Linked DNA regions of Homo sapiens: region 2 is linked to region 1. Evidence: read pairs that join two places in POLR2A ChIA-PET (ENCODE). Cell type or tissue: B cell. All regions are shown on one strand. Each heading gives the region's core, and the rest is flanking DNA. Links, peaks and the distances in the headings are about the cores only. Region 1 overlaps STAG1 (STAG1 cohesin complex component). Region 2 overlaps SLC35G2 (solute carrier family 35 member G2).

Region 1 (4,399 bases), core at 168-4,167:
AAAATTAGGGTAATTGTTAGACTAACCTCTAGATCTTATTTACTGTGTTAAAGAATCATATTACAATATTTTAAGTTGCTTTAATATATTGATAATTGTATTTGAATATAATTAATTCTCTTATAAGCATGGTACCATTCACAAAGAGGGAGAGTTTAGTGGATAGCTTGATGTAGGGTAGACAGGAAATTTTAAATTCATAAATCCCTTTGTCTAGGCTGAGCGTGGTGGCTCACTCTTGTAATCCCAACACTTTGGGAGGCTGAGGCTGGCAGATCACTTGACCTCAGGAGTTTGAGACCAGCCTGGGCAACATGGTGAAACCCTGTCTCAAAAAAACAAAAACAAAAACAAAAAAACCACACACACGCAAATTAGCTAGGCACGATGGCATGCATATGTGGTCCCAGCCACTCTGGAAGCTGAGTCAGGAGAATCCCTTGAGCCAGGGAGGCAGAGGCTGCGGTGAGCCAAGATCGTGCCTTTCACTCTCGCCTGGGCAATAGGAGTGAAATCCTGTCTCAAAAAAAACAAAAGAATCTTTACAGAAGAGACTGTCTCTCTTTCCCATCCCTCCTTTATTTGTTTTGTTAAATAGAAATGAAACCTAAGTTCTTTGTTGTTACATGTCAAAGTATTAGATTAAAAAACACTTAGGGTTTAGGAGTGCTTTTTACTAAGCACTTCCTAATAAATTAGGGAAGAGGATTATATGCATCATCTCACCAGGCATTTTAACTATCCTATAGTTTGATATAGTGCTGTTTAATGTAACTTTCTGCAGTGATGGAAATTTTTTTGTTTGTGCTATCCAGTGTGGTAGTTGTTAACCACAATGATGCAGAAAGAGAAAGTAATATAGTAATAGTTAACAGGAACATAATAACATTATATAATAATAGTTAACAGTATGTGTTAGATGCCAACTACTGTTCTTAGCATATTGTATATATTGACTCATGTAATCCCTACAATAGCCCCATGTGGTGGGTAGGGCTAAGTCTCTTTACAGATGAAAAAACTGAGGCACGGAGAAGTTAGTTGACTTTCCAAAGGTTATATAGGTAGTAATTAGAAGATCTGGGATTCAGACTCTGGCAGTCTGGCTTCCTTTATGCTCCCTTTATACTTCTTTATCATTTTCCCCATACCCACAAATGCATTTACATGCTGCTTTCAGAAACAAGACATTAAAAGGAATTTAAGATAAATAATTTTGTTCTAATTATTAACTAAAAGTATTGTGGTACTTTATAGTTTATTTCCCCTTTGTTACTTGATTCTAATCATGGACTCAATTTACTATTTAGTGTAAGTAAACTTGTATTCAGTGTGGTGTTTTTTTGTTTTTGATTTTTTTTTTGAAATGGGCTTTCGCACTTGTTGCCCAGGCTGGAGTGCATGGCGCAACCTCGGCTTACTGCAACCTCCGCCTCCCAGGTTCAAGCAGCTCCCCTGTCTCAGCCTCCCGAGTAACTGGGATTACAGCTGCCCACCACCACACCTGGCTAATTTTTTGTATTTTTAGTAGAGATGGGGTTTCACCAGGTTGGCCAGGCTGGTCTCAAACTCTTGACCTCAGGTGATCTACCCGTCTCAGCCTCCCAAAGTGCTAGGATTACAGGCATGAGCCACCGCTCCCGGCCATGGTGGGTATTTTTAAATAACCAACACCGATATTGTTAATAATCTAGATGTTTTTCCTCCCAAAGGTTAAAGTTAGGTTCTAAAATTTAATAATAATATGATTATTTTCCTTACTGAAACAAAATGTAATTCTCAGGTCATTTTGTGATGAGTTGGCTTTGGTTAATGGATATTTCGCTTTCCCTAGAGAACATATTTGAATAACTAACCTGTTACACCTAGCATGTTGTGTTCCTAGAGACCCAAAAGGGGGAAAGTATCTCTCAGAGACAGAGTTCCATCCTTAACTATATTCAGGCCAACCTGGTGGTAGATTAAAGGGGCGAGAGAACTGTCATTTCTCAAGTATCTGTTATAGGCATTATTTTTGGTGCTTTAAATACATAGCCATCATTTATTGAATACAAGCTTTTTATTAAGGCTTTCAAGTGCTTTAGATTCATTACATGCCATTTTCTTCACATATAACCCTTCAGAGAATATGGCAAAGATGTTTTTACAGATGAGGGCTTTGTTAGGCTCTTTTTCTTCTCTCTCCTCCCCTCCCCTTCACTTCAAGGGGAAATGATCATAAACATAGATGGGGAATGAGATTGGGGTGGTGCTGGGATTATCACTGCTGCCAGCTCGCCTATTACTTAAGGCTGTCCAAGTTATACATTTTTCATTTCATTTATATACTGGAAAAGAAGGCAGATGGTATTTATTCTTACATGAGAGACAGTATCATGTAAACAAAATAATCATATATTATGATGAATGCTGTCTATGAAGGGAATAAATGAGGTGTTATGATGGATAATAATGAGGTACTTAACATTAAAAAAGGCCAGGAAAGGCATCTCTGAGGGTGTGAAATTTAAGCTGAGGATGTGTACAGAACCTAGGCAAGAATGGTCCAGATACAGGGAAGAGCAAGGATAAATCTTTTTAGCAGAAATGGCTCTAGGAATTCAGAGAAGGCCATAGTGACTAGAGGGAACATAATGCAGGAAGAGTACAGTGGTGTTGCATGAGGTTAGAGAGGTAAGCAGAGTCTGGATTATGTAGGGTGTATTTGGGATAGTTAGGACTCATAGATTTTATTATAAGTGAAATGAGAAGCTGTTAGAGAGTTTTAAGAAGAGGAATGTTTAAAAAACATTCTTCTAGGACGGGTGCAGTGGCTCATACCTGTAATCCCAGCACTTTTGGAGGCCAAGACAGATTGATGGCTTGAGGCCAGGACTTTGAGACCAGCCTGGTCAACATGGCAAAACCCCATCTCTACTAAAAATACGAAAATTAGCTAGGCAAGGTGGCGCACACCTGTGATCCCAGCTACTTGGGAGACTGAGGCAGGAGAATCACTTGAACCTGGGAGGCAGAGGTTGCAGTGAGCCGAGATTGTGCTGCTGCACTCCAGCCCAGGTGACAGAACAAGACTGTCTCAAAACAAAACATATTCTTCTAGCTTAGTGGTTCTCAACTGAGGGCGATTTTGCTTCCCAGGGGACATTTGGCAATGTCTAGATTTTTGATTGTCACAACTGGGAATAATGGTTTATGCTGCTGGCATCAGTGGATAGAAACCTAGGGATTATGGTGTATGCTACTGACATCAGTGGATAGAGACCTGGGGATGATGGTGTATGCTACTGGCATCAGTGGATAGAGATCAGGGATGCTGCTAAACCTTCTGTAATGCACAGAACAGTAAACAACTATTGGCCCAAAATGTCACTAGTGGCAAGGTTGAGAACCCTTGCTTTTGCTATTGTGTGAATATTGGATGGTGGGTGGGGTGTGGGGAATGCAAGAGGGAGGGTTAGGTTGTTACAGTGTACAGGTGACAGATACAGTGCCTTGGATGATGGTTGTAATAGAGATAATACTGAGAAGTGTTCTTATTCTGTATGTGTATTGGAGTTAGAGTAGATAAGTGAGGAAAGGGATAAGTCAAGGACGATCTCCAGGTTTCTAACTAATAATTGAGTGATTTGTGATACAGTCCTAAAGTAGGGAAGACTGGGAATGAAGTGTTCTGATTTTTAAAATTTTATTTCATTGAATTTGAGTTGCTATTAATAGAAGACACAACACTATTTTAGGGTACAATAGGAAGGAAGCAGTAACCTCATGCTGTCTGTACTTGGTCACACCAGCCATTCATTGCTTTGAAATCTTATCTGTTCTCAGGGATATGGCAGTTTCTTCTACCTTTATTTGTATTGCGTGGCATATGATAGGCTGTCCTTCTGCATGTGTCTCAGTAACAAAACATAATACAGCTTCATCTACTTGTGGCTGTTCTCATATCCCATAAGTCATCACTTTACTGTTGCTTTGCAAGAAAACATAGAATTGGCGTTATTACTAGCAATAATTAATACTTAACTTGCTAATACAGATTTTTTTTGTGCCTTTCTGCATACTTAATAACTTTTCAGTGCCAAATTGTAGAGTAGTATTTTGAAAGCAGTTAAACACAACATGCATGGAACCAGCAATGTTAATAGCTCAACTGATGATCATTGGTCAAGCTAGTCAGATTTTAGAAATAGGAAATAATTCTTTTGTCAGAAGACCTTATTTTAAACACACACACACACACACCCGTATAATTTTGTTTTCTAGTTCTTGCCTACTGAAGAGTGGTAATATTGATGTATAGAGTGACTCATTTGCTTAGGGTAAGATTTTTGGTAAAGGTTCACTAAGAAATTTAGAAGCTTCCTTAGTTGATTTAAAATACGGGAAAAAATATCACTAG
Region 2 (4,399 bases), core at 76-4,075, 120 kb before region 1:
GTCTTTCAGCATCTTCAGGCTGAGTTTCAAGTGCTAGTTTCCTGCTAGTTTCCCAGTGCATGCCTCACATTTTGGCCCAGTCAAGTAAGTCCCATCACCAGCAAATCCACAGTGATTCCACATCAGGAAATTCCCAGTGGTTCCATATCTGAGCTTGCTCAGAATAAACTTCTCACCCAAGAGCTTATTTACCACCATCAGATCTCTAAATAAATAACATTTTGTTTATTCCTATTACAAAAGCAATATATGTTCATTATAGAACATTTAGAAATGTGGGAAAACAAAGAAAATAAAAATCACTCATAATCCTACCATTCAGAGACAACTACAGACCCTTCCAGTAAGATTTTTCTTACAAAAATGATATCAAACATTATATCCTATTTTATAACTTCCCCATTTTACAATACATTGTAAACATTTCCATGTCATTAAAAATTACATAATATCACTTTTAATGGCTAGTTAATATGGAACCAACAAGGGCTTTGAACACATTAACTTCAGCTCTCTGAAAGCTGAAAGGCAAATGGGATGACAAACTACCCTTATACAGGATTAGGTTCATAACAATCACAGGAAATGCCACATATGTGAAAATAAACAGATAACAATTTTGAAGTTTTTCCATTGAATGTACATGAAAGAATGTTTTGTCTTGTTTTCTTTTTTTTTTTTTTTTTTTTTTTTTGAGACAGAGAGTCTTGCTGTCGCCCAGGCTGGAGTGCAGTGGCCCAATCTCTGCTCACTACAACTTCCACCTCCCAGGTTCAAGCAATTCGTGCCTCAGCCTCACGAGTAGCTGGGACTACAGGTGTTAGCCACCATGCCCAGCTAATTTTTGTATTTTCTGTAGAGACAGGATTTTTGCCATGTTGGCCAGGCTGGTCTCAAACTCACGGCCTCATGCAATCAGTCAGCCTGGGCCTCCCAAAGTGCTGGGATTACATGTGTGAGCCACCACGCCCAGTCAACAAATTTGTTGTTTTTTTTTTTTTTTGAGACGGAGTCTCGCTCTGTCTCCCAGGCTGGAGTACAGTGGCGCAATCTCAGCTCACTGCAACCTCTGCCTCCCAGGTTCAAGCAATTCTCCTGCCTCAGCCTCCCGAGTAGCTGGAACTACAGGCGCGTGCCACCACACCCAGCTAATTTTTTATATTTTTAGTAGAGACAGGGTTTCACTGTGTTAGCCAGGATGGTCTCGATCTCCTTACCTCATGATCCGCCCGCCTCGGCCTCCCAAAGTGCTGGGATTACCGGTGTGAGCCACCGCGCCTGGCTGTTTTTTTCTTCTTTTTGAGACGGAGTCTCACTCTGTCGCCAGGCTGGAGTGCAGTGGCGAAATCTCGGCTCACTGCAACCTCCGCTTCCCGGGTTCAAGCAATTCTCCTTGATTCTCTCCGTGCCCGGCCAGCAAATTTGTTTTCTTATAACTTGCACAGCCTGTCCACCTCCCAATCACTTCTACTCAAACCTTCATCTAGGCTCAGCTAGGCTAAGGGCAAAGGGTAAGTAGTAAAATTCACTCAGAACTCTGATTTTTTTGTTTTGTTTTGAGACAGAGTCCCACTCTGCCACCCAGGTTAGAGTGCAGTGGGGCAATCTCAGCTCACCACAACCTCCACCTCCTGGGTTCAAGGGATTCTCCTGCCTCAGCTTCCTCAGTAGCTGGGACTACAGGGGTGCGTCACCATGCCCAGCTAATTTTTTTATTTTTAAGTAGAGATAGGGTTTTGCCATGTTGGCCAGGCTGGTCTCGAACTTGTGACCTCAGGTGATCCTCCCGCCTTGGCCTCCCAAAGTGCTGGGATTACAGCCTTGAGCCACTGCGCCCAGCCTTTTTGAAACAGGGTCTCACTCTGTCGCCCAGGCTGGAGTGCAATGGAGCAATCTCAGCTCACTGCAACCTCCACCTCCTGGGCTCAAGGGATTCTCCTGCCTCAACCTCCCACGTAGCTGGGATTATAGGTGTGTGCCACCACACCCGGCTAATTTTTGTATTTTTTTAGTAGAGACAGGGTTTTGCCACATTGGCCAAGCTGGTCTCGAACTCCTGGCCTCAAGTGAACTGCCCACCTCAGCCTCCCTAAGTGCTGGGATTACACACCTGAGCTACCACACCCTGCCAGAACCCTGATTTTTTTTTTTTTTTTTTTTTTTTTTTTTGAGACAGAGTCTCGCACTGTCACCCAGCCTGGAGTGCAGTGGCGCGATCTCGGCTCACTGCAAGCTCCGCCTCCCGGGTTCACGCCATTCTCCTGCCTCAGCCTCCCGAGTAGCTGGGACTACAGGCGGCCACCACCACACCTGGCTAATTTTTTGTATTTTTAGTAGAGACGGGGTTTCACCGTGTTAGCCAGGATGGTCTTGATCTCCTGACCTCATGATCCGCCCACCTTGGCCTCCCAAAGTGCTGGGATTACAGGCATGAGCCACCATGCCTGGCCCAGAACTCTGATTTTTAAAGTGCTCCTTCTAAGAAGACTCAGAGCTACAGAGATGTCAGAAACAATCATAGAATGACTCTACATCCTCCCACAATGATACTAGACAGACACACTGGCACACCTCGAAATTTCTGGGTTGTGCACAGCCCAAGAGGGCTCATTTAAGCTGCCATGTCCACTCCTCCAACAAATCCAGGCACCATCTAAAGGGAACATGCCAAGTCACAGTCTCCTTTGTGAATTCCATAATGGCAAGAGAGCTCTCATTCATATTTGCGTTCCTGGCACCCAGAGCACATTTAATAAAAGTTGATTAAACAAAAATAATGACTTGGTCCTGAACTGCATTCTACAACTGCTCCTTGAGTTTTGTCCCATCCTATAATAACCATCACAAGCTCTGCTATTTATTCTACCATTTCTGTCCTGGCCCCACCTTTGAGATTGTTCTCACAGTTATCTTTGCCACTAGGTTGCAATTCTGACTGTGCTGGTGATGCTGGTTCCAGGTCCCTCAGGAACCCCTCCCCCAGTCTGGTCTGCCCTTGAACTCTATACTGGCCCCAGGGTATCCCAGGATTGTCAGAAAGGCCTGGCCAGGATTCACCTGGGAGAGGGATCAGCATCTCTGCAAAGTTGTTGGATTGAAAGAACTTTCATTTTGAGCTACATCATTGAAGAGCTTTAAATCTGAAAATAAGAAAGACGTTGAACCCTATTACTCACATCTCTTTGTCATTTGAAGCAGATCCCGAACCACTCAAAAGGACAAAACAAGGAAATAGCAATGAAATTGGATTCAGTGAATGGGGTAAGGGTATTAAGTGTCTGAAATATAAGAGATAAAAAAATTAGTTTTTACCTTTTTTTCTATTTTCTAAATGTTTTGGTGGCTAGAATAAGATATACTTTGAACTCAAGAGCAATAAATGTTAATATATTAAAAGTAGCTTTATGAAATATGGAAAGTATCTTTATTTCAAAATACTTCAAAGTAATCATCTGAATATTTATCAGAAATATTAAGACAACTTATTAAATCCTGTATTAAAATGATTGCTTATTACTTTTTGTTTATACTAGTCAGAAGTGATTCTCTTCCACATTTTAGATTTTTCAGAGTAAAAAGGATATAATTTTAGACTTTCAATTGAATATAAACTGGGGTTTTTCCACACGATTTGTGGACATGGCTGTCTGATGGTGACTCTTAGGTATTTATGCTAAAAATGTTATTTTGGGGATCCTTGGGAATGGACTCTGATATTTATTTATTTATTTATTTATTTATTTATTTATTTATTTATTTTGAGGCGGAGTTTCACTCTTGTTGCCCAGGCTGGAGTGCAATGGCACCTTGCCGGCTCACCGCAACCTCCGCCTCCTGGGTTCAAGCAATTCTCCTGCCTCAGCCTCCTGAGTAGCTGAGATTACAGGCATGCGCCACCACGCCCGGCTAATTTTTTTATATTTTTAGTAGAGACGGGGTTTCTCCATGTTAGTCAGGCTGGTCTCGAACTCCCGACCTCAGGTGATTCACCCACCTCGGCCTCCCAAAGTGCTGGGATTACAGGCATGAGCCACCATGTCCGGCTGGACTCTGATATTTATATTCACATTATTGGCCAGTAGGGAACTGATATCTGACTCAAAAATTAGTAGGATATGAAATCCTTCATTCTATCCATGAGCTTGTTATTCTTGAGAAAAAAATTTACTTTGAGAGTCTGAGGAATGATAAGTTTGTTACATTCCGGAATCTAGTTTTGGTGTTGTGTCCATCCTTTAGATAGGGTGCAGCTCTGTTTTACCATAGCAACAACTAACTTTTATTTCCATAGCCACTGACTGCACTCCTGACCCTGCCAACCATCTTGCAAATACATCCTCTTGCTTAGAAGAACCAGGGGAGGGGTGGGGCATGGTGGTTCATGCCTGCAATCCCAGCA

What was found. Peaks named below come from ENCODE experiments on the same cell type or tissue, not always from the same donor. Only the 100,000 strongest peaks of a DNase experiment are listed, where the experiment ranks them.
Region 2: POLR2A ChIA-PET joins it to region 1 with 7 read pairs; 2 of 35 experiments call an interaction of 5 or more read pairs at or near these places.

What each region holds. Positions count from the first base shown.
Region 1 is chr3:136,725,123-136,729,521 of GRCh38, reverse strand. The region is part of intron 1 of STAG1 (STAG1 cohesin complex component); the gene reads left to right. Among named protein-coding and RNA genes, the nearest start is that of STAG1, 25 kb to the left of the region's middle. In B cell, for the core only: no CTCF peak of the experiment used is centred there; no DNase peak of the experiment used is centred there; H3K27ac peaks cover 615 bases.
Region 2 is chr3:136,841,093-136,845,491 of GRCh38, reverse strand. All of the region lies in intron 1 of SLC35G2 (solute carrier family 35 member G2), which reads right to left. It overlaps NCK1-DT (NCK1 divergent transcript), which reads left to right. Exons shown (of 3, transcript NR_110177.1): 3 at 2,923-3,516. Among named protein-coding and RNA genes, the nearest start is that of NCK1-DT, 19 kb to the left of the region's middle. In B cell, for the core only: no CTCF peak of the experiment used is centred there; no DNase peak of the experiment used is centred there.